Linked DNA regions of Homo sapiens: region 1 is linked to region 2. Evidence: chromatin loops called from intact Hi-C (ENCODE). Cell type or tissue: endothelial cell of umbilical vein. All regions are shown on one strand. Links, peaks and the distances in the headings refer to the core of each region. The heading gives the core; the rest is flanking DNA.

What was found. Hi-C counts contacts between places; a loop is a spot of excess contacts. Peaks named below come from ENCODE experiments on the same cell type or tissue, not always from the same donor. Only the 100,000 strongest peaks of a DNase experiment are listed, where the experiment ranks them.
Region 1: a loop joins it to region 2, with 5 times the contacts of the local background. A loop is called at or near these places in 95 of 110 quality-filtered maps.

What each region holds. Positions count from the first base shown.
Region 1 is chr21:32,554,047-32,568,150 of GRCh38, forward strand. CFAP298-TCP10L (CFAP298-TCP10L readthrough) reads right to left here. Exons shown (of 12, transcript NR_146639.2): 11 at 13,895-14,033; 12 at 9,446-13,052. It also overlaps the pseudogene RNA5SP490. Among named protein-coding and RNA genes, the nearest start is that of TCP10L, 24 kb to the right of the region's middle. RefSeq lists enhancers at 7,283-8,074, 8,075-8,866. In endothelial cell of umbilical vein, for the core only: a CTCF peak has its summit at 8,503; a DNase peak (open chromatin) is centred at 8,505; H3K27ac peaks cover 310 bases.
Region 2 is chr21:32,395,649-32,412,785 of GRCh38, forward strand. It overlaps EVA1C (eva-1 homolog C), which reads left to right and starts at 17,058. Exons shown (of 8, transcript NM_058187.5): 1 at 17,058-17,137. In endothelial cell of umbilical vein, for the core only: a CTCF peak has its summit at 7,668 (motif pointing right); a DNase peak (open chromatin) is centred at 7,863; H3K27ac peaks cover 426 bases.

The DNA of each region.
Region 1 (14,104 bases), core at 5,323-13,322, 160 kb after region 2:
AGACAAGCCGAGATCCTGTCCCCGTAGGCACTAGTGTATCCATGGTTTGGTACAACATTGGGTGTCATCCTGGTTGTCCCAAGCCTCAGCAGCCGGTGGATGTCAATAAGGTCACATTATTAATAAAAATAAGAATGAATAGGCCGGGCGCGGTGGATCACGCCTATAATCCCAGCACATTGGGAGGCCGAGGCGGGTGGATCACCTGAAGTCAGGAGTTCAAGACCAGCCTGGCCAACATGGTGAAACCCCGTCTCTACTACAAATACAAAAATTAGCCAGGCATGGTGGCAGGCACCTATAATCCCAGCTACTCGAGAGGCTGAGGCAGGAGAATCGCTTGAACCCAGGAGGCAGAGGTTGCAGTGAGCTGAGATTGCACCATTGCACTCCAGCCTGGGGGACAAGAGCTGGATTTCATCTCAAAAAAAAAAAAAAAAAAAAAAAGAATGAATAAACAAGTAACTAACTTGATGTAGGAGCCATACATATGCATCTGTCTACTACAGAGCCTCCCGCCCCTCTCCAAGTCCTCACCTTGGTTTTCTGGAGTCCCGTGGTCTGTCTCACAACCACCCTTATATGTACTCAACACCCCAGACGTCATTTGAGTGTTTTCCTCAATCATGACCATAGCTGCTCAGACCTTCTCTGTCAGCATCTGCTTCCCCTGAAAAGATTTCTTTCTCATGCCTTTCTGTCTGTGTCCACAGTGTCTCAATTGAAGGTCCTTGGTCTTCAAGGAACCAAGACTACACTGAGATCCATTCTTGGGAAGTGCCTCTCCTTCAACCTCCGGTACCACTCATCCATAAACACCAACACTATTTGCCTCTTTGTGTATCATAAAGTCCCTCATTGAAACAGCCCCTTAAACTCCAGTCTGGAAAACAAACCCACTGGGCTACAATAAGAACCAATTTTAGACACAGACATCCTCCCACTTCCTCTTGACCCCAGGTATTCTCTGCCAAACTACAATTCCTCCAGGAAATCAGCATCTAGCAGCACCCCCACCAACCCATGGAGGTTTGTTTTGTTTTGTTTTTTGAGACAGGTCTCACTCTGTCACCCAGGCTAGAGTGCAGTGGTACAACCACAGCTCACTGCAGCCTGACCTCCCCGGGCTCACGTGATCATCCATGAGGCAGTTTGAAGAGATCTGAAGCCCAAGATAGACTCAGGCTGGAATTCCCACTATATACAGGTCACTAGATTTAATTTAAATGTGTCTTAAATTTCACAAATGATGCAACAGAATGAAAGATGTAATTCAACAAAACTTGTCCAAGAAGGTCCTTGGTATTTTCTCTCTTCTGGAAATCATCGATGAAAAAGCATGTTATATGAGCTAGCAGAACTCAGTCAGTTAAGGGAAAAAAGGTCATTTAATTGCACAATAAGAAGCATAATGTGGGCAGAAAAGAACTCCCTGTTTATTGCATATGTCAAATTATTTAGGTATCTATGAGAGAAAGGTGGATGTACCAAAAACCTAGGCTATGTGTAATCATTGAAATTGAGTATCAGATTGCACTCTATGCTTCCTGGAAGCCAAGGTAAAAAGTAAAATAGGTAAGTTATATAGTTCTCCACTATTATTCATCTCATAGAGTAACACAGCGTCTGGTCTGGTCTAACAGCCAAAAGCCTATCATCACAAAAAGAAATGAATTAATTGCCTGGGTCTCTAAATAAAGGGAATAAATCACCCTAGACAACAAGGTCTTGGAGGGCCTCATCTGGGTGGTCTCTACCACATGCCCCGCAACAGTTTTCCATATGCCCCGCAACAGTTTTCCATAATAGAAACAGATTTCATCTGACTTTTTTTTTTTTTTTTGAGTCAGAGTTTCACTCTTGAGTGCAATGGTGTGATCTTGGTTCACCGCAACCTCCGCCTCTCGGTTTCAAGCGATTCTCCTACCTCAGCCCCCCAAGTAGCTGGGATTACAGGCATGCACCACTATGCCCCGCTAATTTTGTATTTTTAATAGAGAAGGGGTTTCACCATGTTGGTCAGGCTGGTCTCGAACTCCTGACCTCAAGTGATCTGCCCGCCTCAGCCTCCCAGAGCGCTGGGATTACAGGTGCGAGCCACCGCTCCCGGCCCTCATCTGACTTCTTATGCAAAGTACAAGAAGATGTCACATTGCTTTCTTTCCTATCGTTTTGAGAAGGTGTTTTTACAAAGACCTCCTGTTCTGAACACTGCTCATTCTGCCTCTGATGAGCCCAGCTTCCTGGATGGACCACACATGCTACCAGGCATGGCTTATGATACCCTTGAGCCTGGTTTATGATGACCCTTGGTGTTCATTTTCCTCATCATTTTCAGCCTGGGCCAGCTTGTCTCTCTTGGACATACGAAGGTGCCTTGTTAACCTCTTTTTACCCTCTCCCATAGCCAGTGCACAAAAAATACTTGGATCTCGGGTCATTGTTCCCTGACCATAGGCTTTGTTGAGATTAGAAATAACTGGTTCTTTCAAAGAGAATGCCTGCATTAACCAAGTATATTCTAAAGATATGTAGCAAATGCTACATTTGTAATCATCATAAAGCTGAAAGGAAAAAGAAACACTGCAAACATACTGAAACAATTAAGCAATGTTCGTTCCTGACTTTGGGCTGGGAAGAATATTCTTTGTGCACCGTATAGTCGGTAAGACAACATTCTGAGGCCCACGTTTTAGTTAGTTACCAACTCCTAGAAGCCAATGGAAAATCACAGTCTTTGATGTGTAAAATAACTGAGAAAAAGGGTGTAGAGCCTTATAAAATACCTGAGCTTCATCTGGACCAGCCAGGAGCAAGACTTGAAATCCTCTTACTGAGGAAAATGAAGGAATGCACACTTGCCTTTTGAGGCACAAAATAAAAGAAACCTATAAAATTTGTGTGGCACAGTGTCCCAGAAATCAATTATGTAATTCTTAGAGCAAAAACCTGCTTATAATCTGCTGTTTAACAAAATTTTTAAGGGTTATAAAAGGTTTATTAAAATCTTACCATACGGTCAAACTGATTCAGATTAAATACCTTTGTCTATAAGGTTTGATTAAGGTTTGGGTTTAACATAAATAGTACATTAATGTAAAGGTGAAATTTGGCTTATTGGGTATAAAAATCATACAGGGAGCACTGCCAAATATGAAATGGTATTTGGCTTTCTTTGGGCTATAGTTGCATAAATATGTTATTGGTATGTGATCTGAAATAATGGGAAACTCCTATAATTCTGACATGACTTAGTGTATGTTATTAATAATTATAAGAAAAACCTGTTGTACTTTTATTCCAATGTTCAATTTATCGAAAAACTGAATAATATCCCTTTAATTTTAGCCAATATGTTCACACAGATAATTTCTTCTATGAGATTAAGATTTCACAGACCTTTAACAACTTGCCTAAACCTTCAGCTTTATCCTAATTTAAAACAGTCCTTTAACTCTCTAAACTTAGGCAAGAAATCCACATTCCCATGCCTTCTTATAATCTTTTACCAAAAGTACATTCTACTTCCCTCCCACACTTTGAAGGTAAAACTGTTTCTTCAGCAGTCTCAATTACATGTTACAATGTTAACTCTTTTTTTTTTTTTTTTTTTTTTTTTTGAGATGCAGTCTCGCTCTGTCGCCAGGCTGGAGTGCATACAATGTTAACTCTTAGCAACTTTTATTTTTGGTGAAAAACCTGGTTAGTAAGTGATTTTAATTATGTACCAGGTGTGGAGCCCAGGACCCAGACAAAATTAGATAAAGGACTCATTCCCTAAGGCAGGAATTGAACCCTGAACCTGGGCCGCCACTGTGAAAAGAGAAAGCATCACTACATGGTTACAAGGTCAGGCTCCCCAAGACATACAAGACAAGAGGGAAATCTCATCCAGTTTTGTTTTTAGGGACCTGCAGCAAAATTTATAACTGACCAGTTTGCTGGGCCACCTTGAACAGTCGGCTTACAGGTGTCCTAAGACCATGTTCCATCCTATGATACCCCTCTTTATGGCAGAGCAATACAGAAAGACACACAAAGCACACCAGATTCACTATAGCTTAGGACTAGCCTCACAAATCCTTTTTTTCCATTAATCTAAACTTTTACGGAGGAGATAAACAATGATTTTTACCGTTCATTCAACCAGTTTGCACACACAGAGAGAGAGAGACAGAAACAGACAGAGAGAGGGAGAGGAAGCATTGCTTGAGGCAGGGTGGGGAAGGCCAGGTGCTCAGGGAGACCACAGAAAGACCCACCCATTGCAGTGACACTGAAAAGTTCAGGCAGCTGCTTGTCAGTAGAAAAGGGATATTTTCCAGTGGTATCATCAGCTCTCGAGTTTCCCCTTTTAGGGAGGAAAAAGCTCCCCATGTCCCACAATCCTATATGTGCCTAATCCTGTCACCCACAGCCCTCAGCAAAGAGTTCAAGGCAGATTAATCCAAAGAGAATAGCAGTTAACGTCTCATAATACCAAACCCATTCTTAGCCAAAAAGGACTTTACTGAAAGGGGCTTCTAACCCCTTAAATCTTAAAAGGGACCCTAACCCTCCTAAGTTGGGCCTTTAACCCAAGGTAGGTCAGGTGTCCTTGCCTTTTATCAAGAGCGGCCTCTGACCCACTCTGTCTTAGGAGAGACTCTGACTCCCCTAAGTTGGGCCTCTAACCCAATTCCATCCTTTACCTGGGTACCCCACCACTTACCCAAAGTTGGCCTATCAGTGCTGCACTCTATTTCCTTTGGGTCGGGGGGTTTCTTCAGTATCGTCCCCTCAGGGTTCACTAGAAAAATGTTACTGGCCCCCACCACTTACCAAAAGTTAGCCTTTGGGTGGGGGTTTTCTGCACTGCAGTCCCTTCAGTGGTCACCAGAAAGATGCTACAGGAAAGGAGTCCCAATCCAGACCCCAAAAGAGGGTTCTTGGATCTCATGCTAGAAAGAATTCAGGGCGAGTCTTTGGAGTACAGGGAAAGCAAGTTTATTAGGAGAGTAAAGGAATAAAGAATGGCTACGCCACAGACAGAGTAGTCCCGAGGCTGTTGGTTGCCCATTTTTATGGTTGTTAATGATGATATGCTAACAAGAGGTAGATTATTCTTGCCTCCCCTTTTTAGACCATATAGGGTAACTTCCTGACGTTGCCATGGCATTTGTAAACTGTCATGGCGCTTGTGGGAGTATAGCAGTGAGGACGACCAGAAGTCACTCTCATCACCATCTTGGTTTTCATGGCTCTCAGCCAGCTTCTTTACTGCAACCTGTTTTATCAGCAAGGTCTTTAAGACCTGTATCTTCTGCCAACCTCCTCTTTCATCCTGTGACTGAGAATGCCTTAACTTGCTGGGAATGCAGCCCAGTAGGTCTTAGCCTCATTTTACCAAGCCCTTATTCAAGATGGAGTTGCTCAGGTTCAAACACCTCTGACAGTAGTTTTTAACTCTTAGTAACCTTCATTTCTAGTGAAAACTCTAGAAAGTAATTTTGAATTGTTTCGTATCAGTTATTTGTAGATAAAAACCATTTTATAATTTTTTAGAAATATAGTTCTTCAAATTATTTTTTATTATCAGATCTAAATATATTTACTTTTCTATACTATATAGAAATAATATGTCAAGGTATATGGACTTAAATCATGTTTAATAATGAATATTCCAGTATTTTAGCTTGAACATGACTCATTTTCTGATTTTTTGTATTACTTAATTTAACATAACATGACTCTTGGATTTTAAATTACAGAAAATAATTTTGAGTCGGGCGCAGTGGCTCACACCTGTAATCCCAGCACTTTGGGAGGCTGAGGCGGGGGGATCACGAGGTCAAGAGATCGAGACCATCCTGGCTAACATGGTGAAACCTCGTCTCTACTAAAAATACAGAAAGAAATTAGCCGGGCGTGGTGGTGGGCGCCTGTAGTCCCAGCTACTCAGGAGGCTGAGGCAGGAGAATGGCATGAACCCAGGAGGCAGAGCTTGCAGTGAGCCGAGATCGCACCACTGCACTCCAGCCTGGGCAACAGAGCGAGACTCCATCTCAAAAAAAAAAAAAAAATTTTGAGGCTATGACATAGGCAGCCTCCCTAATGTCTCCTCCCAGCCATTCTAGGTCCCAAGAAGCCATGTGCCACCCATGAGGACTATGAAGATCAGGGCCTCTCTGAGTCCATCAGAACAGAAGCCAGAGCTGTGAAGGCTATACTTGGAGAATCCAACCCCTCCCACAATAGCCAGGAGTCAAAACAGGGAAAGCAGAGGAAGAAGGGGCCATATTGGGCTTGTAGCTGGTGGTCTAGGCACCAAGAATGCGTCTCCAGATGTCATCTTGGCCACCTATCCAGACCCCTGAATCCAGAGACTCTAAACCAAAGACATAAGCTCACAATCAAATCAAGCGAGTATCTAATTATATTTAACTGATAGTTTTGAAGCCATTTTTATTTTATGAACGAATTAAAAACTAGCTTTATTTACCAGATACCACATACACATAACATATATAGACATACAAACGAACAGAAGCGGATCCTATAGCTTTTGCCAGTTTTTAAATACTTTTTCTTTTCTCCATTTGGTGTATCAATCTTTCTATTACCTGTTTCATTTCCCTAAGCAATTGTTAACTAGGCAACAAATTTGCATTTCTAAAGAGAGAACTTGCCACAATTCCCAGTTGCTATGAGAGGGAAATTGACACAATCCCTTAGGTGAAACAAAAAAACCATGTATATTTCATAAGCACAGAGCTAAGATTCTCGGCCTAAGTATTGATTCATCATTTGCTCAAACCCAGGGAAAAAAAAAAACTGCTCAAGTAAAAGTTCACTTAAGATAGACAGAAAAGCACCTTAAACAAAGGCATTACTGATTATTTAAATTTAAAAAAAGGTTAGAGTTTCTATTGTACATTGGCAGACATCCCTACAAATTGAGATTTCCTTTATAGATGTAAATTTCCTTTACAAAAGAGTTTCAAGGTAGCCAATTAAATTCCAGAAAGGTGCATTTTATTTCAATAGGGTGTCCTTTTTAATGTAACCACTGTTTCTTAGTTAAAATTACTGAGTTCAGGGTGGAACCCATTAGGGAACAGAGTCAAAAAAGCATCCTCTATGGCTGGCCTCCCGCATGGATAGGTCGGAACAAGAAGCAAGCCTATTTTACCTGACGGCCTAACTTTTATAAATACCTTATCTAGGATAGCTTTCTTTCCACCTTTAGGGTGGAATAGTAACTAAGCAAAGATTAGCAGATTTAATTTTTCTTATCAATTAGTTTCTTAAGCTTTTTATTTGCCTTTCATAAAATCTTTAAATAAAAAGATTGAAATCTTTTTAGAAGCTTCTGCATATCAATAGGCATCCCTAGATGAGACTAATTCAGGAGGCCTCATTTTCAAATGCATTTCTTCAGTGCAGTGTTGTTTATTTGGAACCTTCCATGGTAAATTATCTTTAGTAAGATTTCACCATTTCTGTAAGACTTTGCTGCTTCTGAGGCCTCATACTTATGCATCGTGAAAGGAAAATAAATCTTGGGGCCCCAAAATCACTAAGCTAAAGGGAAGAGTCAAGCTGGGAACTGCTTAGGGCAAACCTGCCTCCCATTCTAATTCAAAGTCACTCCTAAGCTCACTGAGATGAATGCATATCTGATTGCCTCCTTTGGAGAGGTTCATCAGAAACTCAAAAGAATGCAACCATTTGTTTCTTATCTACCTATGACCTGGAAGCCCCCTCCTGGCTTTCCAGACCTAACCAATATTCATCTTACAAATGTTGATTGATGTCTCATGTCTCCCTAAAATGTATAAAACCAAACTGTGCTCTGACCACCTTGGGCACTTGTCATCAGGACCTCCTGAGGCTGTCACAGGTGCGCATCCTCAACCTTGGCAAAATAAACTTTCTATATTAATGGAGGCCTGTCTCAAATATTTGGGGTTCACAGCATGTATAAGCCAGAAGGTACTCAGTTCTTCCAAAACTAAAGGTTCCATCTTTACCTGAAATATTGGCTTTGGAGATCAGGTTCCCTTAATCAACTTGGCTAATCATTTTTTTCCCTATCTAAGCCTGCAATAAAAATGAAACAAAGAGGAGAATAGAAAAATCCCCATGAATTTCCAAAAGCCAAATTTTACACCCCCTGCAATATTGCCATTTACTACTGGTTTCTTTCTGTCCCAGTCAGACATAAGAGGCCTATAACTGGATCCAAGCCAGCTAATTATCAGATCCAATCCGACCCCTTAGATAGGAATTTGAGCAAGATAAAAAATATCAGAGCTTAGTCCTCAGTGGGTCCAGTGGGTACCTTGCTTAGTCACTCAGCACTCATGGGGGTCATCAGAGGATCTACTTTGGATCTCACTTCTGATGCCACCTATTAAATGAAAAAACTTTGGCTGAATTAAATTTAAGAGTTTAATTTAGCAAAGAACAATTTGTGAATCAGACAGCCTCCTGAGCCAGAGTAGGCTCAGAGACTCTAGCGCAGCCACGTGGTAGAAGACTTACAGGCAGAAAAAGGAAAGTGACGTGCAGAAAACAGATGTGAGGTACAGAAACAACCAAATTGGTTGCAGCTCGGCAGGCATTTGCCTTATTTGAACATAGTTTGAACAGTTAGCCCTTGATTGGCCAAAACTTGGTGATTGGCACAAAAGTAGGCTTCAGTCTGTTTACATCTTCATTTAGGTTAAAGTTCACTATGTACAGAGAAGCCTTTAGGCTGAACTTAAAATACGTTAAAAGGCAGCTTTAGTCTAAACTTGATTTAACAATATAAAGAATTGAGGCAAAGAGAATTTCATAACTTGCTCAAGATCACAGAGAAATGAGAAACTTAGAATAACTCTCAAGTACTCGGACTCCAGACTGGATGCTGTTAACCTCCCCTAGACTCTCATGTCTATATTGCTTTTGGCCTATAACTTTTTCATGTGTGTGCATGAAATTGTGAACTTCTTTTCAGTGATAGTCTTGTGTTCTTATTTTATTACACTTTTTAGTTCTTCTTGAATATGGCTGCACCACTCTGAACACGCCTGATCTTGTCTGATCTCATGAAGCTAAGCAGGGTCAGGCCTGGTTAGTATTTGGATGGGAGGAATAGATCTTGAATTTTATAAATAGCACTCAGACATCTATTTTTATGCTTATTTTTAAATGTCTTGATAAAATGTTTGACTACTATTACATTCTTGGGAAAAATCTCCCTTTTTTGTGTTACACTTTTAATAATCACTAGATTTTGTTTGCTAAAATGTTATTTAGAATTTTTCATGTATTTTTCACTGGACTGTGATTTTTCTTTTTATATAACATCTTTTTTAAGGGTCTTTGTTAATATTACACTCAAGTTTTCTTGTTTTCTTTGCCCTGAATTCAAGCAGTTAAAAATCCATGGGAAATAGTTTTCCTTGACATTTTCTTTTTTTTTTTTTTTTTTGAGACAGAGTCTCGCTCTGTCACCCAGGCTGGAGTGCAGTGGCGTGATCTCGCCTCACTGCAACCTCTGCCTCCTGGGTTCATGCCATTATCCTGCCTCAGTCTCCTGAGTAGCTGGGACTACAGGTGCCCGCCACCACGCCTGGCTAATTTTTTATTTTTTGTATTTTTAGTAGAGACAGGGTTTCACTATGTTAGCCAGGATGGTCTCGATCTCCTGACCTCGTGATCTGCCTGCCTTGGCCTCCCAAAGTGCTGGGATTACAGGTGTGAGCCACTGCGCCCGGCCTTTTCCTTGACATTTTCAAAGAACTATGCATGTAATATTATAGTGACTGTTCACCCAGCCCCTTGCCCTAAAGCCTGGTAACATGATTAACTCATGATTCCTGGATAAATGCTATGTTCTCATTCCTCCATTTTTATCTATACGTAAGGCTCTTGGCTTTGAATTTTATTTCTATCTCTTTGTTTGGTTAAGTTCATCTTGGTAAAACATTAGCTCTCCCCGCATTTGTTCTCAGTTCTATGATGTAGAGTTGATAAACTTTCCCAGTAGGACAGACACATATTTTGCCCAATGTGTGTTCTCTGTAAATGCAGGTGAGGAAGGAGGGGTAATTAGAGGAAACAGAATTAGAATCTCTAGGGATTTGAGCCCTTAAACAATTCTACGATAAACTACAATTTATACAATATTTTCTGAGTCATGTAGTTTTGTGTTGGATTGCTTTCGGTCTGGTAGAATTCAGCTGGGAAACCAACTGGTCCAGGGCTTTTTTGGTTGGTAGGTTTTTCATTACTGATTCCATTTCAGAAGTTGATATTGGTCTATTCACGTTAACAGTCTTTTCCTGATTCAATCTTGGAAAATCGTGTGCTTACAGGAAAGTATCCATTTCCTCTAGATTTTCTAATTTGTGTGCTTAGAGTTATTCATAATAGTTTCTGAAGGTCTTTTGTATTTCTGTGGGACCAGTTATGATACTGATAAAAAAAAAAACCACCTTTTTCATTTCTGATTGTGCTTTCTTGGATCTTCTCTTTCTTTTTCTTTGTTAAACTGGCTAGTGGCCTATCGATTTTATTTTTTTGAAAAACCAAGTCTTGGTTTTATTGATCTTTTGTATGGATTTTTACATGTCAATTTCATTAAGTTCTTCTCTAATTTCAGTGGTTTTTCTTCTGCTAGTTTTGGATTTTCTCCTCCCTAGTTCCTTTCCCTTAGTTGACCTAGTTTCTTCCTTTCCAAAGATAGATTGTTAATTTGAGATTTTTTTAACTTCTTGATGAAGACATTTAGGGCTATAAACTTTCCTCTTAACACTGCCTTGGCTGCATCCAGAGATTTTGGTAAGTTGTGTCCCTATTTTCATTAATTTCAAACGATTTTTTTGATTTCTGCCTCAATTTTGATGTTGACCCAGGAGTTATGCTAGAGTAAGTTAGTTAATTTCATGTATTTGTATAGTTTGAGGCAATCTTGATATTGATTTCTACTATTATTGTACTGTGATTCAAGAATGTGCTTTGGTATGACTTCAATCATTTTGAATTTATTGAGACTTTTTATGATCAAGCATGTGGTTGATCTTAGAATACATTCTGTGTGCAGACAAGAAAAATGTATATTTTTTGGTTGTTGGGTGTAGTGTCCTGTAGCTGTCTGAGATCCAGTTGGTCAAGTGTCAAGTTTAAATCCAGAGTTTCATTGTTAACTTTCTGCCCTGATGATCTAACGCTGTCAGTAGGATGTTCAAGCCTCCCACTAGTATTTTGTGTTTGTCTAAGGTTTTTCGTTGGCCAAGAAGAACTTATTTTATGAATCTGGGTGCTCCAATGTTGGGTGCATATATATTTAGAACAGTTAGGGCTTCTTGTTGGATTGTACCCTTTATCATTATGTAATGCCTTTTATTGTCCTTCTTGATTTTTTATTTAAAGTCTGTTTTATCTGATATAAGTATAGTGACTCCTGCTCTTTTTTCCTCTCAGTTTGCATGGTAGAATTTTCTCCATTCTTTTACTTTGAGCCTGTGGGTGTTATTATATGTGACATGGATTTCTTGAAGCAAACTGACATTTGGGGCTTGTCTTTTTATCAGGCTTTCCACTCTGTGACTTTTAAGTGGGCATTAAGCCCATTTATATTCAAGGTTACTATTGATGGGAATGATTTTAATTTTGTCATTGTGTTGTTAACTGGCTGTTATGTAGACTTAATTACGCAGTTGCTTTATAGTTCTTGTGGGCTATGGTCTGAAGTGTCTTTTGTGGTAGCAGGCTCTTTCAATTCTATGTTTAGCACTCCCTCACCAGGTCCCCCTCACCGGGGACCTGAGGATCTGAGGACTCCCTCACCAGGTCCACTTCTGGGGATGTCTTGTAAGTCTGGTCTAGTTTAAATATACTCCCTCAGAATTTGCTTTTCTGAGAAGGATTTTATTTCATCTTCATTTAAGAAGCTTGGTTTGGCAGCATATGAAATTCTTGGTTAGAATTTTTTTTCTTCAAGATGCTAAAAATAGGCCCCCAATCTCTTCTGGCTTATAAGGTTTCTGCCGAAAGGTCTGCTATTAGCCTGATGGGTTCCCTTTGTAAGTTACATTCCCCATCTTTCTTGCTGCCTTTAAGATGTTTTCTTTTGTGTTCACTTCAGTGAATCTGATGACCACGTGCCTTGGGGATGGATGTCTTGTATAGTATCTGGCTAGGGTCCTCTATATTTCTTGGATTTGCAGGTCAACCTCTCTAATGAGTTTAGGGAAATTTTCATGGACTATGTCCTCAAATATACTTTCCAAGTTGCTTATTATTTTTCTTTCTCAAGAATGCCAATGAGTCATAGATTTGGTTTCTTTGCATAATTGCATATTTCTCAGAGGTTTTGTTCATTTTTCTTTATTTTTTCTCTTTATTTTTGCCTGACTGAGTTGACTTAATTAACTGTCTTCAAGCCCTGAGGTTCTTTTCTCTGCTTGGTCTATTCTGCTGTTAATAGTTCTGCTTGTAGTTTGAAATTCTCGTAGCGAATTTTTCAGTTCAAGAAGTTCAATTTTGGGTCTTTCTTAAAACGGCTTCTTAGTCTTTCAACTCTTGAATCATTTTACTGAATTGCTTTGCATCCTTGGATTGAGTTTCAACTTTCTCTTGGTCTTGATAAGCTTCCTAGCCATCCAGATTCTGAATTCTATGTCTGCCATTTCAGACATTTCAGACTGATTAACCATTGCTGGGAACCTAGTGGGCCTGTTTGGAGGTGAGGGGACACTGGCTTTCTGAATTGCCAGAGTTCTTATTCTGATTTTTTTCCCATCTGAGAAGGCTGGGTTCCTTTAACTGTGATGGTAATCTAGCATAGTCAGTTGGCTTTGTATCCGGAAGTTTTCAGAGGGCTAAGGCTCTGTAAGGGTCTTTGTGGTTGAATTCTTGCCCTTGGTTTATCAGCAGGGAGAAGTGGCAGAGTGACTTTTTTGTTGTTGTTGTAGTTTGGGCTGCGATCTGGTAGATAGTGCTTGAGAGCAATGGATGGAAGACGGGCTCTTACTTGGCAGCATGGCTCCTTTGTGTATCCTTGGATTTGCAGCTATGCTCTGTGGTACAAGGGGGAGAGAGGTGACCCCCTCACCAGGTCCACTCCTGGGGACTGGGGGAGCCATCTCTGATCGCTGGCACTTTGCCAGCAATTCCAATTATTTATTTATTTATTTATTTATTTATTTATTTATTTATTTATTTAAATTTGATGTTTCAGCCTCGGGGCTCCCTTGGACAGAGGTCCAGTAGGGAAATAGGCCACATCTTTACTGGACCTGCCCTGTGGAGGGGAGGCACATCTAGGTTCTAGGCCAACTTGTGAACCAGTGCAATTCACCCTTCTCAGTTTTCTGGGAGTGTGGGGTCCTCCCCAACTTGAGTGCAGAGCACAGATCCTGGCTAGGTAATCCTGAGCCATGGGCCAGGACCCTGGGGTGCCAGGACCTGCTTGCAGCTCCCTTCTCCAGACCCTTGGGACTGGGTCCCAGGTGCACTATAGGATCTGAAGGGCTCCCAGGCTTCCAGAATGCACTTAGGTGGCACAAAGCACCCAGGCTGGGCAGTGGAGCTATGCTGTATACAGGCTTCTGCAGGGTGGCCAGGCAGAAGACTTGGGAGGGGCTGGCAGGCAGGTGGCCTGTGAGACAGATGTGCCCCAGTCCCACAGGGAAGGTGGCCCTGCTTTCTCCCCAGTGGTTAGCTAGGGCCAGAGACTGTCAAAGGGAGATAGGCAGCCCTTGGTGGGGTTAGGCTCCGCCAAAGCTGTCCCTAGCACAAAGGTTCCTGGCGCCATGCCTGTGGCAGCTCTGTCTCTGTCTAATCTCTGAAGACATCCACCTACCAGCTCAAATGTCCGTGGCGCGTGTGAGGTCTCCAGTCTCCAAGTCCCTTCACTTACCCTTTCCTCAGACACCGCTGGAGGCCAGGAAGCAGCCTTAGCATTCAGTTACCCGCACGGAGTTTCCAGCTTCCTCCCTCTTCAGCCTCAGGGTCTGCATCTTTTCTACATCCACATTCAGCATCTTCTTTACAAAGATCTGTTGAAATTATGTTGATTTAGTCAAAATCTCGGCCTCTCTCCATGGGAGCCACACTTCCCAGCAGCATT
Region 2 (17,137 bases), core at 4,486-12,485:
TTGGTAAAGACTATATACCAAAAACCTGCAGCAATTATCATGCACAATGGGAAAACTATATGAACTTGAATTATGACTGGGAACAATAGGAAAAACAGGGATGTCCACCATGCTACTATCTATTACGAGAGGTCGTGGCTAGTGAAATAAGGCAAGACAAAGAAATAAGAAATGAAACTGTAATCTAATTGGAAAATTCAATAGAAATGCAAGCTAAATAAGAATTTAGCAAGGTTGTCAGACATAAAATCAGTTACCAAAATTGGTAGCATTACCTCTACATTAGCAATAGCTAATTTAAATATGTAGGAGAAGCTGGGTGTGGTGGCTCATGCCTGTAATCCTAGCGCTTTGGGAGACTAAGGTGGGAGGAGCACTTGAGCTCGGGAGCAACATAGTAGGACCTCGTCTCTACAAAAAAAAAAAAAAAATTTAAGTAGCTGGTGTGGTGGTGCATATCTGTAGTCCCAGCTAGTCAGGATGCCAAGGTGTGAGGATTGCTTGAGCCCAGAAGACCGAGCCTGCAGTGAGCCAGATTGCTCCACTGCACTCCAGCCAGGGCAACAGAGGGAGACCCTGTCTCAAAAAATAAAATAAATATAAAACAAAAATAAATAAATATGTGGTAGAAAACAAAGCACCATTTAGAAAGAAAAAAACCCTACAAATTCTCAGAATTAAACTAAAAAGACTGCACAGCATCTTTAAGGACAACATTGTAAAATAATATTTGGTTAAATAAAGATACATACTATGTTCACGGAAGAATGTCTTCACATTGTAAAACTGCTAATTTTTCCTAAATTAAGCTGTAAACTATTACCATTCCAATAAAAATTAAATTCAGAAAACCATAATATATTCTTATGGAAAAAGAACAATCCAGGAATAGCTAAGTCAGCTTGACAAGACTAAAGGGGATCTTACCTTATGCATGAAGACGTATCTCAAAGTTGCAATGGTCAAATTAGAATGGCAGTGGCAAAAGAACAGACAAATAGGCTGGGCGCAGTGGCTCACACCTGTAATCCCAGCACTTTGGGAGGCCAAGGCGGGCAGATCACAAGGTCAAGAGATTGAGACCATCCTGGCCAACATGGTGAGACCCTGTCTCTACTAAAAAAAAAAAATTAGCTGGGCGTGGTGGTGCATGTCTGCAATCCCAGCTACTCGGGAGGCTGAGATAGGAGAATCACTTGAACCTGGGAGGCAGAGGTTGCAGTGAGCTGACATCGTGCCATTGCACTCCAGCCTGGGCGACGAGAGCGAAACTCCGTCTCAAAAAACAAACAAACAAAAAACAAAACAAAACAAACAAACAAAAAACAGACAAATAGCCTGGTGGAATGGAATACAGACTCCAAACAGATCTATGTAATGGAGGTACAGGTTAACAAATCTGAAACTTCTTTTTACATATCCTGGAATTGAAAAATAAGTAAATGGATAAAGGATGGTGGGAGCCAGGCTTCACACTGTTGGAAAAGGAAGTTACATATAAGCAAAAGGGTAAGGCTAGAACGGACCCTGTGATACTGGATTAGAGTTGGAAACACCAGCATGATCTCATGTTTAGTTTAACACAGGTAGAGATGGATTGGTACAGAAATAAGTATAAATACATATTCTACCTGGGTTTGTACACAAGCATATATTTCCTAGCTCTGTTCACTGGTAGGGCCTAGAAGCAGTCACACCCCAGAAGCAATGAGCACACTCAGTGCCCAGATCTTGGTTTCTAATACCATTATCAAATAAAAGGAACCAGGGTGGGTGTGGTGGTTTATGCCTGCAATCCCAATATCTTGGGAGGCCAAGGTAGGTGGATCACCTGAGGTCAGAAGTTCGAGACCAGCTTGGCCAACATGGCAAAACCCCCATCTCTATCAAAAATACAAAAATTAGCTGGGTGTGGTGTCATGCACCCGTAATCCCCGCTACTCAGGACACTGAGGCAGGAGAATTGCTTGAACCAGGGAGGCGGAGGTTGCAGTGAGCCAAGTTTGTGCCGCTGCACTCCAGCCTGGGTGACAGAGTGAGACTCCATCTCAAAAAAAAAAAAAAAAAAAAGAGAAAAGAAAAAAGAAAAAAAAACACACAATAAAAATATAAAAATAAAAAGAACCAGGACTCCTTAGAGAAATGGCTGATTCTAGGGCTGGGACAGGGAACACATAAGGTGAGTGTGGAGTATCTTGTAGTACCAGAAAGTAAGAAATGCTTCAAAAACAAAAGAATGGAGCTATGTCAAAGAGTCACAGGAACCAACTTGAAAGAACTCCCAATGGAACAGTTTCGGTGACAAAATGAATAATATAGCATTGGATTATAACCTAGGGTAAAAAGTAAATATATGTAAGTCTATACTGATATAAAAAATGATGATCACCAGGCATGATGGCTCATGCCTGTAATCCTAGCACCTTGGGAGGCTGAGACAGGAAGATCACTGGAGCCCAGGAGTTTGGGTCCATCCTGGGCAACAGTTTAGCAAGACCTCATCTCTAAAAGAAATAATAATAATAAAATAAAAATAAATTGATTGCTAAGTAAATAAATGGGGGAGAAGAGATAAATCTTCCTTACAAAAGTAATCCAAATAATACATGTAGATACTTCCTGCTTCCAGAGGTGGAGCTTAATTCAAATACTCCTCCCCACTTCCCTAGTGTAGGTTTAGTGACCTACTTTTAAATACTGGAATATGACGAGGGAAAAATGATAACTCTATAATAGAGAAGCATGGCAAACACTACCTTATCCAAGGGATCAAAGTTAATGTCATGTATAAATCATGTTACTGTGATGTACCCCTGAAGTGATGTGATGAAGATGCTTTGCCTCTGTATATCCTTCCCGAAACCCAAAATCCCAGCCCAATTGTGTGGAAAACATCAGAGAAACCTAAATTGAGGGACAGTCTAAAAAGTACATGAGCAGTACCCTTTAAAACTGTCGAGGTCATGAAAAGCAATGAAGAACTGAAACACGACCACAGACCAGATGTGATGGGAGACACAATGATAAAATGCACTGTGGTACCCTGGACTGGACCCTGGAGCAGAAAAAGGCCAGAAGGGGAAAAACTAGTACAGCGCAAATAAAATAAAGTCTGGCGTTTAGTTAATAGTAACGTCCCAATGCTGGTTGCTTAGTTAGCAAATGTACCCTACAACCGTGAGAAATGTAAAACATCAGATGAAACTGGCTGAGAGTGTATGGAATTTTTTTCAAATGTTCTGCAAATCTAGAATCATTTCAAAATAAAAAGTGTAGTCAAGGCCAGGCACAGTGGCTCACACCTGTAATCCCAGCACTTTGGGAGGCTGAGGTGGATGGATCACTTGAGGTCAGGAGTTCGAGACCAGCTCAGCCAACATGGTGAAACCTCGTCTCTACTAAAAGTACAAAAAGTACCTGGGCGTGGTGGTACATGCCTGTAACCCCAACTACTGGGGAGACTGAGACAGGAGGATCACTTGAACCCAGGAGGTGGAGGTTGCAGTGAGCCAAGATCGTGCCACTGCACTCCAGCCTGGGCAACAAAGTGAGACCCTGTCTCAAAAAAAAGAAAGAAGGAAGGAAGGAAAGAAGAAAAGAAAGAAAGAAAAAAAGAAAGAGAAAAGTGTAGTTAAAACAAAGACCTATGCATAGATAGGAACTTTTTATTTTTAATTTTGAAACAGCTTTATTAAGGTATAACTGATATGCAGTCTAATGGCACATATTTACTGTATATGATTTGATGAATTACCTCCTGGCTCCTGGTAACCACCATTCTATTCTCTGCTTCTATGAGTTTGACTATTTTAGGTACTGCTTATGAGTCCTGTCCTTCTGTAACTGGCTTCTTTCACTCAGCAGACACCCAGAATAATTGAAATAAGGTTATTGAAGGGATATTTGCACTCCCTGTTCATTGCAGCATTATTCATAATCGCCAATTTACAGAAGCAACCTAAATGCCTATCGACAAATCAATGGGTTAAAAAAAAATGCGGTATTTAGTATACAATGAAATATTATTCAGCCTTAAAAAAAAGAAGGAAATCTTGATATTTTTGACAACATAGATGAACCTGGAGACCATTATAGAAATGTGATATGTGATCAAGACAACACCAAAATCAGTGGGAGAAGGGTGGTGTGGTAGATTACAAAATATGGTCACAAATTCCTCCCACCCTGGAATTCATGCCCCTTTGCAATTTGACTTTGCAGTTCTCATTGGGAGGTTGGGACATTTCTTCCCCTGTTGGGGAGCAATTTGGAACCACAGATCTCCAGGGGTAGCTGACTGCCAGTGTCATGATACTGTCATTATCTCTTCATTTAACATCTCCTCTCAGAGTACTCCTGGCTTGCTAGTTTAAATTGTGAAAATTTTCTGCATTAGCCTCATTTTATTTACATTCTTTGGTCTTTACTGTTCATTACTATTTAAATGTGTTAACATTTAAATGACATCTATACTGTAATTTTCCTTTGTCACTATTGAAGTCACCCTGGACTGCTAATTGCAAACATAATCGTATTTTCAGAGAGGTTTATTTTAGGCAGATTGCCCCTTAAGTTGCAGGAAGATGGAAAGAATGGCAGGCAGATCACCAAGAATACTCTGAAGATGAAGATGAATAAAGTGGGTAAGAGTGACTGGGATGGGCAGGGAATGGCAGACCCCTGAATGAGTTAGGGAGTGATCGAGCTTGAATATTTGTGCCACCCAGATCTCATATTGAATTGTAATCCCCAATGCTGGAGGTGGGGCCTGATGGTGGGTGTTTGGGTCATCAGGGTAGATCCCTCATGGCTTGGTGCAGTCTTTGAGATAGTGAGTGATTGCTCGTGAAATCTGGTCATTTAAAAGTGTGTGGCACCTCCCACACCCCAGCTCTTGTTCCTGCTTCCACCAGGTGAGATGTCTTGTCCCTCTTTGCCTTTGGCCATGAGTAAAAGCTCCCTGCAGCCTCCCTAGAAGCAGATACTGGCACTATGCTTCCTGTACAGCCTGTAGAACCAGGAGCCAATTAAACTTCTTTTCTTATAAATAACCCACCCTCTGGTATTCTTTTAGAGCAATGCAAGAACAGCCTAACACACGGAGAAAAGCCAAGGCAACCGATAGGTAAGAAAGAGCCCTCTAAGCAGAAGCTATAGCCAATGCAAAAGCACTGAGGTGGGACAGCAAAAAGGCCAGTGTGTCTGAAATGGAGGGAGGGCGATCATGGTAAAAGTGAGGCCAGTTGGAGTGGCTCATGCAGAGCCTGGTTGGACAAGGTAAAGTCTCCGTAGCATTTGAATTGTCTGGATTTGCCATTCCCAAACTGGGCACCAAAGTGCCCAAAGCACCACATTGCCTTGGAATGTTTTCAAAAGTTGAGGGAAATCCATCAATTCTTGACATCTGTTCATTACCAGGCAAACTACTGGCTCAAGGTAGTTCATAGATTCAACATTAGATTGTGCTAGTTTCCAGCTGGGTGCAGTGGCACACGCCTATAATCGCAGCACTTTGGGAGGCTGAGGCTAGCAGATCACCTGAGGTCAGGAATTCAAGACCAGCCTGGCCAACATTGTGAAACCCCATCTCTACCAAAAAAACACAAAAATTAGCCAGGCGTGGTGGCAGGCACCTGTAATCCCAGCTACTCAGGAGGCCGAGGCAGGGAGAATTGCTTGAACCTGGGAGGCAGAGGTTGCAGTGAGCTGAGATCGTGCCATTGCACTCCAGCCTGGCAACAGAGTGAGACGCCATCTCAAAAAAAAAAAAAAAGATTGTGCTACTTTGGAAGAAGAGATGAAGAGATGAGTTCACAGCTTTGCAACGCTGGGTTTCCGGGGCTTACCATGATGAAAAGCATCAGCCAAGTGTGGCGGTGCCTGCCTGTAGTCCTAGCTACTTTGGAGGCAGAGGCAGGAGGATCACTTGAGCCCATGAGTTCGAGGTTGTAGTGAGCTTATCGAGACACTGTACTCTGGTCTGGGGAACAGAGGAAGAACCTCTCTCTAAAAAAAAAAAAAAAAAAAAAAAAAAAGAGCAAGCACCAAGCTGAAATCAACACGGGTCAAGAAATGATAGTGTGGTATCCAATCTGATTTCAAGGTTGAAGAAATAGTGACATGTCCAACGGGCACACACACCCCATTCGAAATTATCTGTGCTTATTTAAGAATAAAGGAGGACTGGCCATGGTGGCTCATGCCTCTAATCCCAGCACTTTGGGAGGCCAAGGCGGGCGGATAATCTGAGGTGAGGACAGTCAGCCTGGCCAACATGGTGAAAGCCCATCTCTACTAAAAATACGAAAGTTAGCTGGGAGTGGTGGCAAGCGCCTGTAGTCCCAGCTACTCGGGATGCTGAGGCAGGAGAATCGCTTGAACCCAGGAGGCGGGGGTTGCAGGGATCACACCATTGCACTCTAGCCTGGGAGACAGAGGGAGACTCTGTTTAAAAAAGAAAAAAGAAAGAATAAAAGAAAACATTTTTATTTCCATCATATGTATTTACGTATATATGTAAACTGCTTCTTTATTATTAGAACACAAATACTTATGTTGTTTGGACATAGCTATTTAATAAACTTAACAGTTTAGGTTTGGGTTTTGTCCTGGAGCACTTGAAAAATTATTGAGACACTAAAGGTGCCATGAACTGAGAAAGATTGAGAACTTCTGGTCTATACCTTTGATCAGAGCTCACTTTTATTAATTCTAAATTCCCTTTGCGGACTTTGATTCTTTTTTTTTTTTTTTTTTTTTTTTTTGGCAGCCTTAAGCTTTCCCTTGAGAATGAAAATTTAAAACTTGTAAATTTTTTGTACACCCATGTTCATAGCAGCATTACTCACAATAGCCAAAAGGTGGAAGCCATCCGTGTCCATCAATGGATGAATGGATACACAAAATGTGGTATATACGTACCATGGAGTATTTTTCAGTCTTAAAAAGGGATAAAATTCTCACAACCTTGAAAACATTATGCTAAGTGAAATAAGCTAGGCACAAAAGGACAAATACTGTATAATTCCACTTATATGAGGTACCCACGGTAGTCAAATTCATAGAGACAGAAAGTGAAGGCCGGGCACGGTGGCTCATGCCTGTAATCCCAGCACTTTGGGAGGCTGAGGCGGGTAGATCACCTCAGGTCGGGTGTTTGAGACCAGCCTGACCAACGTGGAAAAACCCCGTCTCTACTAAAAATACAAAATAAGCCGGGCATGGTGGCTCATGCGTGTAATCCCAGCTGCTCGGGAGGCTGAAGCAGGAGAATCGCTTGAACCTCGGAGGCGGAGGTTGTGGTGAGCCGAGATCACGCCATTGCACTCCAGCCTGGGCAACAAGAACAAAACTCTGTCTTAAAAAAAAAAGAAAAAACAAACAAGAAAGTGAAATGGTGGTTGTCAGGGGCTAGGAGAGAGGGGAATGGAGAGTTAGTGTTTAAATGGATGCAGTGACTCAATATTGGAAGATGAAGAGATCTGGAGATGGAAGTTGATGATGACTGCACAACAATGTGAACGTACTTAATGTTACTGAACTTTACAGTTAAGATGGCTAATATGGTAAAGTTCATGTTACGTATATTTCACCATAATAAAAATACATTTTTGAAATTCATGGACCACACTCATCACTCCTAAAACATAAATTAAGATTCCCACCTACAGAGGGCGCCATTGACAGTCCTAGTGGCATTCGGGGGTTGGGTGTGCAGGACCCACAACTGCCTGAAGCTCCAGCCTTCTCCTTCCCCAGCCAGCTGCCTGTGCAACAGTCCTCAGCCTCCCCCACCTCTCCCTCACCCTTCTGAGACTTTTGCTGAGGTTTTTGTTTTGCTTGTTTTTTTAAAACTGCTGCCGATCAAGGGGAAACAGACTGGGCATATCCGTGACTACCCCTCTCTTTTCTTCCTTCTAGGAGAGACAAAGTCACTAGAAAAGCTAATGTGGTACCTACATACAACAAGATATCATTCAACCTCAGGAAGGAAGGATATTCTGACACATGCTACAACAACAGGGATGCACCCTGAGGTCATTATGCTAAGTGAAATAAGCCAATTAATCCTGTATGATTCTGCTGATAGGAGGTACCCAGAGAAGTCAAATCCATAAAGACAGAAGTAGAATGGTGGCTGCCAGGGCTGGGGAGAGGTGGGGATGGGGAGTTGGTGTTTAATGGGTACAGAGTTTCAGTTTAGCAAAATAAAAAGAGTTCTGTGGATACGGGGTGGTGATGGCTGCACAAGAATGTGAATGTACTTAATATCACTGAACTGTACACTTAGAAATGGTTAAAATGGGCCAGGCACAGTGCCTCACACCTGTAATCCCAGCACTTTGGGAGGCTGAGGCGGGCAGATCTCTTGAGGTCAGTAGTTCGAGACGAGCCTGGCCAACATGGTAAAACCCTGTCTCTACTAAGAATACAAAAATCAGCTAGGCATGGTGGCAGCACCTGTAGTCCCAGCTACCCAGGAGGATGAGGCAGGAAAATCACTTGAACCCAGGAGGTGGAGGGTGCAGTGAGCCCAGATCATGCCACTGCACTCCAGCCTGGGCTACAAAGTGAAACTCTGTCTCAAAAAAAAAAAAAAGGTTAAAATGATAAATTTTATGTTATGTATATTTTACCACAATAAAAATATTTATATATAAATTTGTGTATTTATATATACATATATACTTATGTATATTTATATATGCATATATAAAAATATCTATATTTTACCACTATAAAATATTTTTAAAAGAAAAATGATTTTTTCTTTTTGGATGTGTGTGTGTGTGTGTGTGTGTGTGTGTGATATCAGGTCCTTGAGGACTTGAAAAGCTCAAATCAGATTTGGCTGGCATTTCAGAAGAAAGCCAGGCCTCCAAAACTCAGGTGTGTCACAGAGGGCTCAGGGACAGGGATGCTGCTGAGCAGAGGAAAAGGATGAGGGAGTGAGCCTGGCCTAAGGAGGCCAACAGAGTGGGCCAGAGGTGGGGAGGGAAGAGGGTATTCAAAAACCAGGGTTGAGGAGAGTGTCCCAGCCAGTTCACAGGAAGAAGAAAAAAGTTCTGGTGGAAAAGCCATTCCAGTATCCCACTAGAGCAGCGGTCCCCACCCTTTTTGGCTCCAGTGACCAGTTTCTTTCATTCTCTTTTTTTTTTTTTTTTTTTTTTTTTTGGAGATGGAGTTTTGTTCTGTCATCCAGGCTGGAGTGCAGTGGCGTGATCTTGGCTCACTGCAACCTCTGCTTCCTGGGTCCAAGCGATTCTCCTTCCTCAGCCCAAGTAGCTAGGACTACAGGTGCCTGCCACCACACCCAGCTAATTTTGTATTTTCAGTTTTCACAACGTTGCCTAGGCTGGTCTTGAACTCCTAGTCTCAGGTGATCCATCTGCCTCGGCCTCCCAAAGTGCCGGAATTACAGGCATGAGCCACTGTGCCGAACATGGGGACCAGTTTTGTGTAAGACAATTTTTCCAAAGATGGGGGTTGGGGGGATGGTTTGGGGATGATTCGAGTGCATTACATTTATTGTGCACTTTATTTCTGTTATTATTACATTGTAACATATAATGAAATAATTACACAACTAACTATAATGTAGAATTAGTGGGAGCCCTGAGCTTGTTTTCCTGCAACTAGATGGTCCCATCTGGGGGTGATGGGAGACAGTGACAGGTCATCAGGCATTAGATTCTTGTAAGGAGCATGCAACCTAGATCCCTCACATGTGCGGTTCACAAATAGGGTTCACATTCCCATGTCACTCCTTCACTCCAGTCAAGGAGGCAGAGGCCAGGCAGTAATGTGAGCCATGGGGAGTGGCTGTAAATACAGATGAAGCTTCTCTCACTTCTCTCACCAGTATGGTGGCCCAAGGCTGGAGACCCCTGCACTAGAAGATCAGGGCTGCTGTCACTCAAAGGAACAAGGTGGAAACTGTTTCCACCTAAGAGTTCAAATTAAAACCAAACACGGTGGCTCACACCTGTAATCCCAGCACTTTGGGAGGCCAAGGCAGGTGGATCACTTGAGCTCAGGAGTTTGAGATCAGCCTGGGCAACATAGCGAGATCTCATCTCTACTAAACATTTTTTTAAAATATTAGCCAGGTGTGGTGGTGTACGCCTGTGGTCCCAGCCACTCAGGAGGCTGAGGCAGGAGGATCGCTTGAGCCCGGAAGGCTGAGACAGCAGTGAGCTGTGATTGTGCCACTGTACTCGAGCCTGGGCGACAGAGTGAGTGAGACTGTCTCAAAAACAAAAAAACAAAATTTAAAAAATAAATTAAAACCAAACACTATCTTATACCCAATAAAAAATAATATGCAAAGTCCATAAAATGATTATATTTATTGTCATGGCTACCCATGTGCCCATGTGTGAAGCTTCTACTCTGACTGGCTCCTTTTTTTTTTTTTTTTTTTTTTTTTTTTTTTTTTTTGAGATGAAGCCTCCCTCTGTTGCCCAGACTGGAGTGCAATGGCATGGTCTTGGCTCACTGCAACTTCCGCCTCGTAGGTTCAAGCAATTCTCCTGCCTCAGCCTCCCGAGTAGGTGGGACTACAGGCACGCACCACCATGCCCAGCTGATTTTTGTGTTTTTATTAGAGACAGAGTTTCACCATGTTAGCCAGGCTGGTCTCAAACTCCTGACCTCAGGTGATCCACCTGCCTCGACCTCCCAAAGTGCTGGGATTACAGGCATGAGCCACCACACCTGGTCCCGACTGGCTCTTCAGGCTCTAAACTCCACCACAATCCACAACACAAGTACCAGTCATGGCAGAGATGGGATTTGCATCTTTGAGCTCTGACCACAGAGCCCACACCAATAACGACTGCCCTAAAGCGTGACCAGGCAAGCTTGGTTTAGCAGAACCAGAGCTGCTGCTTTCCAACGTTCTAGGGAGTTTCCTTCCTTTAGCACACTTTCCTTAATGATGGCAGAGCACTAGGTTGGAAGAGTGCCTGGTGCCCGGAAGGAAGGGAAGAGCAGTAAGGAGGGTGGAGAGAGGGAGTAGGGGTTTCTGCCCTTTGTTCCCAGCTACAGCCCAGGCTGGCCCGGCTCCCTGTAGCATTTGCTGAAGGCAGCAGATCACTGGCACCTCAGGCCTTCTGTTGAAAGCAGCACCTTCCTGCCTCCCTCGATGGGGAAAAAGGCACCTGCTTTCTCCAGGATGAAATCCATGGTGTCCCCCAGAAACTGAGTGTGCCACTTAGAACACTTGGGAATTCCCACACTGAAAAATTCCCTTTTTTTTTTTTTGGAGACTGAGTCTTGCCCTGTCACCCAGGCTGGAGTACAATGACACGATCTCAGCTCACTGCAATCTCCACCTCCCAGGTTCAAGCGATTCTCCTTCCTCAGCCTCCCAAGTAGCTGGAACTACAGGTGCATGCAACTATGCCTGGCTAATTTTAATTTTTGTATTTTTTTGTACAGATGGGGTTTCCCAATGTCGGCCAGTCTGGTCTTGAACTCCTGACCTCAAGTGATCCTCCCGCCTTGGCCTAAAAGTGCTGGGATTACAGGCCTGATACCCACTGCACTCGGCCTTGAAAATTTCCCATGGATCTGAATTCAGTCCTTCACAACGCTTCAAAAACTTCCAAGAGTTTGCACGTGCTGCATTCTTCTTTTACAAAGACAATGATTCACATATAAACTGATAGCATATGCAAAAGGTGAGAATACATAATTAAGAAAACACTCAGGAATGAAAAGAATCAGTATAGATTTAGCCTGATTTTTTTGAAATCCTACATCTATTTTAAATAGGTTATGGGTTTTTAGAGTCAAAATGGATTTTAGCATTCATTTTTTTCATTTTGCAAATGTGAAAAAGTGAGAGACAGGCGAGTCAAGTGCCTCTGTGGGTTCCTCTGTCTCAGTGGCAGAGCTGGGACTTGACCTGAGGTCTCCTGAGTGGCTATTTGAATATAGGTTGACACTATTGGATGAGATGCCTTTGACCTCGGATGGGCTGTCAGTACAGACATCAGTTGACTGCTGTGCACATATTCTTAAAGACCTCCTTCTGGCCGGGCACAGTAGCTCATGCCTGTAATCCCAGACTTTGGGAGGCCGAGGCGGGCAGATCAGGAGGTCAGGAGTTAGAGACCAGCCTGACCAACATGGTGAAACCGTATCTCTACTAAAAATATAAAAATTAGCTGGGCATGGTGGCACATGCCTGTAACCCCAGCTACTAAGGAGGCTGAGGCAAGAGAATCACTTGAACCCAGAAGGTGGAGGTTGCAGTGAGCCGAGATCGCACCACTGCACTCCAGCCTGGGTGACAGAGCGAGACTCCATCTCAAAAAACAAAACAAAACAAAAACCTCCTTCTGCAGGCTTTGGGGCCACACCTTCCCACACAACTTTTCTAGTGCACTGTGGCTTTTGCAGTTCTGACCAAGCAGGCTCCTTGCTATTGATGCGGCTCTGTGGTGCCAGCTCTAGAAACAAACTACCATTTGTTGCTTTCTAAAAAAAAGCCTTTTAAGCTCCAGACGACATTGGGCCTCTCTCTCCTGAGCTGAAAGGTTGGTTTCTTTGAGGTTTCCAAATGGCAGCTTATGTCTTCTCAGAAGGGCTACAGCCCATTTGTTGGAAGCCAAAAACCTTACCTCAATGGCCCAGGTGAGAGGACATGGCTCAGGGTTGCAGTCTGAGTGTGAAGCACATAAACATCTCCCATAATAGGCTTGGTGGCTGGGCCTGGTGGCTCAAGCCTGTAATCACGGCACTATGGGAGGCCGAGGTGGGTGGATCACCTGAGGTCAGGAGTTCAAGACCGGCCCAGCCAACAAGGTGAAACCCTGTCGCTACTAAAAATACAAAAGAAAAAGAAGAAGAAGAAAAAAAATTTGCTGGGTGTGGTGGTGCACACCTGTCATCCCAGCTACTTGGGAGGCTAAGTCAGGAGAATCACTTGAACCCAGGAGGCGGAGATATCAGTGAGCCAAGATCGTGCCACTGCACTCCAGCTTGGGCAACAGAGCAAGACTCCACCTAAAGAAAAAATAAATAGGCTTGGATATGGCAGAGGGTGAGAGACAAGTAGCTAGGATCTCAAGGAAGAAGGAAAATAGAGATGTAACATGGAGCTGAAAAGAAGGTGCAGGAATTGCTTTAAAAGAAAACAAAGAGACAGAAAGTAAGACGTGTAATTTACAATGTCCTGTAAAGGTTGCCTCTTGCACACATGGACTGAATGCTGTGACTACAGAGGCACTTTTCAAACTAGTACAAGAAGGAACAAGATTGCCCAATGGTGCCATCACTTAGAAAAGAACCCTTTATTTTACCTCCACCTAATTGCTGTGCCTTTGCAGTATAAGAGGGCTTCAAGTCTTGGTTCGGACGGTCAGTATGACTCTGTGCCCTCAGTCTCCCCATCTGAGAAATGAAGATTCCTGTTGTACCTGGGCCAGCTTCATATGACCTGAGCAATCACTCAGGGCCCTGTGTTCAAAGCATTAAACTATGCTTGGTTTAATGCTCTGCTATTATCATCCTGGAATTCTTAATAATCCTTGAACGAGGGGCCCCACATTTTCGTTTTGCACTGGGCAAGTAAATGACGTAGTTAGCCTAGTTAGTACCTATCTCAAAGGGTTGTTGTGAGTATTAATATTTTGGAAACACTTTATTATTTGGCACACCAGTCATCATTCACTTTAATTCCAGCTCCCATAACTGTGTTGAAATACCAAGTGGCTATGACTGTTTTTATTATTCAAATTCCATCATAGTAGAAAGCATTTAAGGAAAACTGCCTCGGTGGAAAAGATTATTTCTCTCCAGACCCCAGATTGATTTTACACTGTTCATCCCTCTTTGAAACATATATTCCTTTTCCCACTTTTCCGTCCTATGAGTTGTTATAGTGCCTCAGAGTTAAGGTATTTGACCTACAAAGCTCTTAGAAAAGTGTGGGGTCCAGAGAGAAAGATAACTGAGCAATTCAGTTTTCTCGCAAGATTCCAAAATTCTTAAAGAGATCAGATTAGGACCAAAATCTTCTGATTTAACAGTGAGGGGCTAAGGGACAAAACAGAGGGAAGCCAGGGAGACGTCCTTCAGACCCTCTCATAGCCCACGACTGCCCGGTCGCATTGTGCTGTCCATCTGCCTTCTAAACATCCTTCCATTGTGGCCGCTTCTCCTCTTCTTTCTGGGTGTACAGCGAGCACATCAGCCCAAGCACAGCCATAAACCCCTGACTGCACTCTCTCCCTCACCACGGCCATCTCCCCAGACCCACTTTTCTTTTTTGAGACGGAGTCTCGCTCTGTCTTGCCCAGGCTGGAGTGCAGTGGTGCAACCTTGGCTCACTGCAGCCTCTGCCTCCCGGGTTCAAGCAATACTCCTGCCTCAGCCTCCCGAGTAGGTGGGACTACAAGCGTGTGCCGCCATACCTGGCTAATATTGTATTTTTAGTAGAGATGGGGTTTCACCGTGTGGGTCAGGCTGGTCTTGAACTCCTGACCTCAGGTGATCCACCCACCTCGGCCTCCCAAAGTGCTGGGATTACAGGCACCAGCCACTGCAGCCGGCCACATGCCATATATTGTTTATCCATTCATCCACTGAGGTTCTTCCATCTGTCAGCTCTTCTAAATAATGCTGCAAGGAATATTGGTGCATAAGTATCTGTTTGAGTCTGTCTCTGCTTTTAGTTATTTGGCACACATACTTCCAGGGCCTGCTTTTGACTCCTCCAGTCCATTTGCACTCAGCAGCCGAGAAGGACTTTTTACCAACACACATCCAATCACATCACTTTTGTACTTACAGTTCTTTGCTGGCTTAAGATAAAAGACGGAAATTCTCACCAAAGTCTCCAGGGCCCTGAGCTCTGGCCTGCCTACCTCCAAGTCCCCTGGCTCTTCCCTTTGCTCTGCTCCAGCTGTCTAGACTTTTCCCCATCCTTCAAGACAGCCATGCTCCTTTTGGATTTCAACATGCTGGTCCCTTTTTCTAAAATGTTCATCCTCCCGCAACACCCGGGTTTTGCTAGTTTTTGCTTGGCCAATTCATCCTCTAGCTTTCTCATCCATCTTGCCTTAAAATGCTCCTGAATATCTCCCTTCCTCCCTCGGGCTCAGCTCCTTCATTCCTCGCTTCTGCTCCCATGGTTCCTGTCTTTCGTGACTGTCCGTTCACGGGGCATTATTTTCCAATGTCTGTCTTCCCTGCTGTAATAGTAACTGTATGCATTCATCCACTGGAGTTGCTTCCATCTTTTGGCCATCATAAATAATGCTGCAATGAATATTGGTGTGTAAGTATGTTTGAGTTTCTGCTTTACCAGGTAAGAAAGCCTGGGGATGCTGTCACAGTGAGTAACAGTGCCCACTTAGACATTTGGAAGCCAGTGCAGACCCACAGGGCAGTGCTGCCCACTCCCAGGACTCGGGAGCATGGCTGCCTCCCTGTGCCAACACTGTCAGTCACTAGCGCAGAACCTGGCACACGTTGGTACCAATTCATATCTAAACTGGATGAATGAACAGACAGAATGGAAAGTACAGGAGGGACCCGAGTTTTGGACAAACATTACTTACCCTGTGGCTCCTAAGTGCTGGGCATCCTTACCCACACTCCCAGCTTCAGTTTCCCTAACCTAGAGAGCGCACACTAATATTTATGTTCAAATGTTATTGGGGAGGTTGAGTTTTTATTTAATATTTGAATGTAGATTTTAAAAATCATTATGCCAGACAGGCTGGGCCTCACTCGATAAACACTGATGTTTAGCATTTAACACACTTTTCCCCAGACTGGAAGAAGAGGCCGAGATCCCAATTCGGTGACCCAGCCCTTGCTGGAGTACTAGGTGGTATCTAATGCCATCCACCCTTCCGGGATCTTTACGGCCCACCTCTGAGTGGGTCCCACGGGGACCCTCAGCCGCATTTTCTTTCTGCAGGCCTCCCTGCACACTCTGGGGCGTTCGCAGCTCTGGAGCCCGCGGGGCAGTGCGTCCGGCCCCGCCCTGGGCCTCATTATCTACGTTTCCGCGTCACGCCCGCCGCGAACTTGGCAGGCCCTCCCGCCGGGTTCGGGAACACTGTGTGCCTAGCGCCCGCCCTCCTCCCTTCCGCCGGCCCCGCGCGATCCATAGGGTTTGGGTCGCTGGGCGCCAGGTACCCGCACCCGGCAAGCAGCCACGGAGCCCCTCGCGCACTTGTCCTCGATACCCTTGAGTTGGGGCTACGCAGGCCACTCCTAGGCCACTGGCTGGGCGTCCGAACGTGGGTCACCCCGCGCACAGTCTAGAGGTTCAGAAAGATGCTGTGGCCCACTTTAAAACAAAGCCCAATTATTAGCGCTCGGCGGCTGTTTGCGCCGGTGCAGTGTCAGATCCCCCAGCGCTGCGGACAACCAGCACCCAAAGGAAGCCGAGCTGGAGCTAAAGATCCCGGCTCCGGAGCCATCTGACCGGTTTTGAGACCTCCAGCTCGTCGCCGTCCTGGCTGCGAGAGCTTGGGCACGGCGCCGGGGCTCAGTCTCCTCTTCTGTGGAATGGCGATAACTGTATGTGCCGGGTGACTGCACGTGGCGCGCGGCGGGTGGCGGGGATGGCAGCGGTGCGATCCCACGCCTCCAGGACCCCACCTTCCTGCGGCCCCCGATCGGCCCCGCCCCGGGGGCGCCCCAGCTGCACGCGCGGCGCTGGCTCCAAAGTGCGTCACGGGCACCGGCCGCGCTCCTTCTGCCGCCAGGGCGAGGCTGGCACCCGGCCAGCGCGGGCAGGGCCACGGGTGCCCGGCTGTTTCCCGGGTGTGGAAGGCGCTCAAGGTGCGCGGCCCGGGGCGCGCTACTGGGGGCGCCCTCCGCGGTGGGCAGCGCGCCAGGGATCGGCCTGGGCAGCCGCGGGGCGCGCGAAGGCTGCGCTTTCCCTACGGCCCCCCTCGCTTCCTCCGGCACGGCGGCAACGGAGATTTCCTCTCGGGGAAACTACGCGGATCCTTTTCGGGGATCCTCGCCCCGCCCCAGTTCTCCGCCCCCTCCCCTTTGCTGGGGCGCCTGGGCTGGCCCGCGCAGGGGAGGAGGCTCTGGCAGCCTGGGCAGGGAGGCGGCGGGGGGCCGCGGAGCCGCTGGCCATCGATTCTCCCCGCCATGTGAC